2 separate regions of the Mus musculus genome follow, and region 1 is linked to region 2. Evidence: chromatin loops called from intact Hi-C (ENCODE). Cell type or tissue: heart. All regions are shown on one strand. Links, peaks and the distances in the headings refer to the core of each region. The heading gives the core; the rest is flanking DNA. Region 1 overlaps 9330111N05Rik (RIKEN cDNA 9330111N05 gene). Region 2 overlaps Adgrv1 (adhesion G protein-coupled receptor V1).

What was found. A loop is a pair of places that touch in the nucleus more often than their neighbours do. Peaks named below come from ENCODE experiments on the same cell type or tissue, not always from the same donor. Only the 100,000 strongest peaks of a DNase experiment are listed, where the experiment ranks them.
Region 1: a loop joins it to region 2, with 2.4 times the contacts of the local background. A loop is called at or near these places in 1 of 42 quality-filtered maps.

What each region holds. Positions count from the first base shown.
Region 1 is chr13:80,988,492-80,991,410 of GRCm38, reverse strand. All of the region lies in intron 1 of 9330111N05Rik (RIKEN cDNA 9330111N05 gene), which reads right to left. Among named protein-coding and RNA genes, the nearest start is that of 9330111N05Rik, 26 kb to the right of the region's middle. In heart, for the core only: no CTCF peak of the experiment used is centred there; a DNase peak (open chromatin) is centred at 1,460; H3K27ac peaks cover 373 bases.
Region 2 is chr13:81,132,716-81,135,634 of GRCm38, reverse strand. The region is part of intron 87 of Adgrv1 (adhesion G protein-coupled receptor V1); the gene reads left to right. Among named protein-coding and RNA genes, the nearest start is that of Gm32639, 30 kb to the right of the region's middle. In heart, for the core only: a CTCF peak has its summit at 1,412 (motif pointing right); a DNase peak (open chromatin) is centred at 1,014; H3K27ac peaks cover 1,284 bases.

The DNA of each region.
Region 1 (2,919 bases), core at 98-2,597, 140 kb after region 2:
TGTGGCTTTACTGTTTCTTTTCAAGGTTGGAAGATTTTGAGCTACTATTTCTTCAAATACTCTACTTCATTTATATCTGATGCTTTCTCAATGTGACTTCTCCCTCCATGTGGTCTGTCACTTACTTATTAGGTCCATGTGTGACCTAATCTCTCTTTCTGTTCCGTTATTCAGACCATACATTCTCTCTTTAATTGCATTGAGACTGCTATTAAATCTACTCTTTGAGTTACTCATTCTAGTTACTTAATTTTGCAGGTCTAGTTTCTTTTATCTGGTCCTTTGTAATTCTGATATGACTTACTTGTTTTCAGTTCTGAAACGTGATTCTAAACCTTGTCTTTTATTTCTGGAAGGAGAGAAGACATTGTTTCAAAAATTCCTTCCTGGTGATAAGATTTCTGAAGTCTTTCCAGGACAGTTTTTATTTTAGTTATGGTTTTCTGTTTCCCTGTGGTCCTGGTTATTTGCTATTGTGCATCCAAATTCGCCTTTTAACAGTTATGTGTTGGCATAATTTGTGAATTAGGATAATGCTTGCTTTGGGTTATCTGGGTCTCTCATCAACATTTACTACAATTTCAATGATAAATGTACTTTGGACCCAACCTACCACCCTAAACATAGCCAATTGGCTCCCAGCTCACTCTTATTCTCAGCTATAATTCTTCGGAGTTCCAACCTCATGGCAAAGAGTTTCCTAAGTCCCCACATGGGAGGGAAAAAAAAACTGTTACAAGCACAAGACATCTTGCGAGTTTTTAAGTCTGTTTTAGGATTTTCAGACCCTACATGAACAACTGGCCGCAAGCTTGGAACACAAATCTCTATATTTTCTTTCAAACCTTGGGCAATTTCTCATACTTCTTTGTCTTTCATATTCATGAAATAAGGTCTCAGTCATATCTATACTTTAACTCACGAGAAGATTTGGTGTTACCTATGAGCTTGTTACTATTAGATTGCTTGGTTATGTGTTAGTTATAATGTCTCGTCAGCATTAAAGAACAGGTGGATCATCATGGAACAGGTGAGTGCCTCACTTCCTTTAGGTTTAACGCCCTTTGCAAACAAAGTTGTTTCCCTGAGGTAACTACCTCTACCACTGTCTGCAAAAATGACAGTGCTATCCCCTGCCACTTGGAACATTATGGAAGAGACTAATATCGGAGTTAGGATTTCCCTAATCGATGGGAAGATCCATGCTTATCACCACGCTATTTCAAGGCTGCTAGATAGAAGAACGCAGTTGAAGAATGCAGTTGGCCCAAAAGTTGGCAAGTATGCTTTGTTCTAACGAGATGTTAGATTCACGAAAGATCAAATTTGAAAAGATTTCCATTTTAAGGCGTGCCAATTGTGCAGCATTGAAGGGAGAGATAAGTGTGTGTGTCTGGACTTCAAGTCCACTGAAAATAGTTCAGCTGCCGAGCAGAGGGCGTGATTGTTTTGTCAGCAGGCAGCTGAGGGGTGAGTGAGGACAGCCAGGCTGGTACAATGCCACACTTCCCTGTGTGCCCAACTCATGTCATGGGTCTTTTTCCCTGGTCAGCTCTGTCTGCCTCCAGACCCCTCTGCTTAATAATCACTATATATTTAAATTAAATTGTGATGCCTCTGTAAGTTTTGTGTATACTCACAGATTACATCACTTCTTAGAAATAAAATTTGTGAAGAGCAGAAGTCATGCCATCCCCCTACATAATGAAGCGATCTGACTCACAGGGATGGGGAGCACGGAGCAGGGCAACAGCCAGCGCACGCACATCCAGGAAATACCTACCATTGGAGAGGCTGAACTGAGTAAAGGGCTGACTGTGTGCATAGAGAATGTTGTTAAGGTGCAGTCGTGCCCAACCCACAGTTCTTGGGAACCTTCTGTGTCTGAGATTGAGCCAGAGTTAGAGAATGAACACAAGAAGACTCAAAAGACACTCGTACCTGTGAGGACATTTGTATTTTAGTGAATATGCCTTAAGTAGTACCACAATCCCATAAAAACAATAATACCATCAAAGGTTAACAGTACAGAGAAATACAAGCAAGTCTGTCTAGGGAATTCCAGGAAGACTTTTGAAGCAATATAACACATGTTTTTAGTGAGGACAGGCTTGCCAGGAAAGCAAATGACAAGAAGGAATTCCAAACATGGAAAACAAAACCATTATAATAGTGGCATGCAACCTGTCACTTCAGTACAGGGAGGCCGGGGCAGATGGTAAATTTGAGAGCAGAGTGGGCCATAGAAAAATCATGGGAGAGATAGTAGTCAGAACTTTAGGATTTAACCACATCTGCTAACATGCCCCAGGTAAGACAATCAAAACAAAACAAAACAATCCCAAGCCATCATATAGGCCCCTCAGAGCAGGACACAGCATCTATGTACAGAACATGGGAGGGTAACAGGGGTGCTGGAGGAAATACGGGCACCACATTTCTCTGCTTGAGTCATATTTGATACCATACACCCAAACATATTAGGTAGGGTGTGCATTGTGTCACCAATTTCTTGTTTATTTTTAAATTTCATTAAGCACATTTACATGTTTTCGGCAACAGAATCTCCAGCATGCCCCTCAGTCACACAGACACTACTGTGCTCATAGTCTGTTTCCTCTGCCCTTGGAAACACTGTATTCCTTGACTCTAGCTTAACCCAGGGGCTGAAATCTGTCAGTAAACTGTAGACAGAAGGAGGTTCCTTGAAAGCATCCCTGTGAGGAGCAGGTAAAGTCCCAATTGTTGTGCATCATTGACAGATTCTGATGCCTTAGATCCATGGGAATGTAAGAGCCGTACTGAGGTTAGACTCAGGGGAAAGGGAAAGCTGTCCTGTGGTTCAAGTACAAAAGCTAGGAATGATGGACCTTAACTAAAACCGTTGTATGCAGAAACTATCAACCAAAGCTTTCTACT
Region 2 (2,919 bases), core at 234-2,733:
TTCTCTGGCATCAAGTCATTTACCCCAAGAACTCTGTGTTATGATGGCCCTGACTTTAAGTTTTCTCCACCTCCAAGGGCCCAGAGAGCTCCATCCTTCCACGGGTTTGTATGTCAGGAGTCAACCAATACAGATAGGAAACATTCTTAACAAATCATACCTGTACTGAACACAAACCTATTTGTCTTCTTGTCATTATTGCCTAGATAATATAGTATTAATGTTATATTTATATAATCTGTATAAAACAATTTATACAGACCCTACCTTGGATTAGGTATTTCAAGTAGTCTAAATGACATATGGAAATATAAGAATTTGTGCATCAGTATATGGAAATACTTTCAAGAAGGACTTGAACATGCACAGGTTATGGTATCCTCAGTAGAACCCTGGAGCAACCCTCCCCACATACAGAAGGATCACTGTATCTTCATAGCTATTGTTTATGTAAACAGTATTGCTTACATGACCCATCTGTTCTGCTTAATGTCCTAAATGTTTCTCAAAAGTTCATGTGTTAAAGGCTTGCTCCCAGAGGGTGGTACTCCAGCAAGTGTTAGAAACATTTGGAGGTAGAACCTAGTAGAGAGAAAGCTAGGGCATGGCAGGCATGCCCTAGAAAGGTGCTATTAGGACTCTGTCCCACTGAGCCCTATTGCCCCTCAGTATTTACTAGCTGTCATGAGATAAGAAAGGTTCTCATGCCACACACTTCTACCTTGGTGTTGTTACCCCTCCCCCACTCCACCCCACCCCCGTCGGCGTAAGAACAGTGAAGGGAGCTACCAGGATCTGAAGCTTTGAACCAAAATAAAACTTTTGTATGAGTCAAGTTTATCACAGCAGTGGAAACTTTCCTAACATTCTCATTGTTGGGTTTCAAACTTGAGACAGATGGCTGAGGTGCCTATGTGACACATCAAAAATTGTCCTATCATCTCAGTCCCTAGCTGTTACAGGGCCTCCTGGCTAACATACCCCACCCCACCCTAAACTTCTCCAGGCCAGGGACTGGGCTGCCCTTGCTTGCTCTGTAATCTGACCAGTTTGGTAATCTGTTCCCTGCCTTCTACTCTCTTTTGGGCCTTCTGCCTGGTTCCCCTCTCTCCCCTCTCCCTTTCCCTGTGCTGTCTCCTTACATGACTCATATTATCTCTGGACTCCCACATATGTAATAGGCTTTCTCCTCTACCAAACCTGGGAGCAGTCATGTTCTCCCCCTTTTATTTCTTTCTTTCATTCACCTGGTGCTGAATCTGGGACCAGTCATGTCCTTACCTATTTCTTTTTGTTTGTTTGTTTCTTTTTTTATTCACTCCTCAAAAAGACATGATACACATTGAATTTTAAGATGTATTTTTATTGTGTAAAGTGTGCTCTGTGTATGTATGTGGATGCCAGTGGAAGCCAGAAGAGGGTGTTACATACTATGGAACTGCATCTGAATTTTTTAAGTTGCCTAACATGGATGCTAGAAACTGAAGTGCTGTTCTCTGGAAGAGCAGCCAGTGCTCTAACCACTAAGCAATATCCCTAGCCAAATGTATCCCTTTTAAAGAGTCCTTTAAAAGATCAGTATTTTCATGTTTTTCTAGCAGTTCAGAGTTTAAAAGATTTCTCTCTCTTTCTCTCTCTCTCTCTCTCTCTCTCTCTCTCTCTCTCTCTCTCTCTCTTCCTCCCTCCTCCTCCTCCCTGCCCCTCCCTCTCCCCTCCTGCCCTCCCTCTCATATACCAGTATCCTGGCAAAAGTCATGTCTGAACTCTGTCCTGTGACACCCCTGTGGGTGAACACAAGGATGCAGGCTGTGTGTGTGTGGGGGGGGGGGGGGTTGGAGAAGGGAAGGAGAAGGAGAAGGAAAAGGACTAGTGTAGTAGTGAGGAGTTACTGAAGAGGAACTTCTGTATAAAATGTCACTGCTGGGTGTTGTGTCAGTGATGACAATCATGCCCTGGCCTATACACTCAGAATTAACAAGCAGACTAGAAGATGTAGTTCAGCAGACATGCATTGTTTGGGACTGTTAAATCACGCTTGCTCATTACTTTACTTGTTGTTTATTTGTGACTGAAGTTGACCTCAGTGCCCGGCGCATGCCAGGCATTCCCACTTTATTTTTCTTGAAAGAGTTGTGAGGTCACAATCTACTGTGGCCAGAGTAAGCAGTGCTCATGACCAACAATGGCTTGCACAAGTTGTTCTTTCTCTTCTTCTGGGTATACGCATGCTGATGCCTGCTCAGTGATGCCTCACCAACTATAAAAAGGAGCTGACTTCTTTCCTGGTTACATTTGGAAAATGCCACTTTGAGATGCATTCGTTAAGAACTTTATTTCCACAATTATATTATCTTCAAAACTGTGAAAGGGGCAGGAATGCACAAGAGAAAGATCATGACACGCCACCCAAGCACCCCTATACTTTGTATTCAGTTCATGTGCACACAGAGTAATTAGAAACAGGCTGCTGTGAGATCCATCTTTCAGGGAAAAGATCCTGAGCGACAAGGAAAGGAACAGAAAGTCATTAGCTGCATTGTGAGATTGTCTTTCTGGGGTTGGGAGCCACAGAAACATCCTTAGATTTATTTTACTAGTAAACAAAAACACGTCTCAAATTCAATAACAAGTCGATGACCCAAGTTTGTGTGTGTGTGTGTGTGTGTGTGTTTTCACTTTAAACCATAATGACCTTTATAGAAGCAAAAGAGCAACGTTTGCCATTTTTGCAGAAACGAAAGAGACAATTTGGCAATTTTAACCAGTTGCTGCATAATGCAACTTGAGCAACTCTTTGCAGACACAAAGCTTTCAAGCAGGCTTCTTCTTCCTTTCCTTTTCAAATCACAAGTAAATAAACAACTTTAAGCACATGAACCTGTAACTCAGATTTGCCTGAGGTCATCCTTTTCCTTTTTC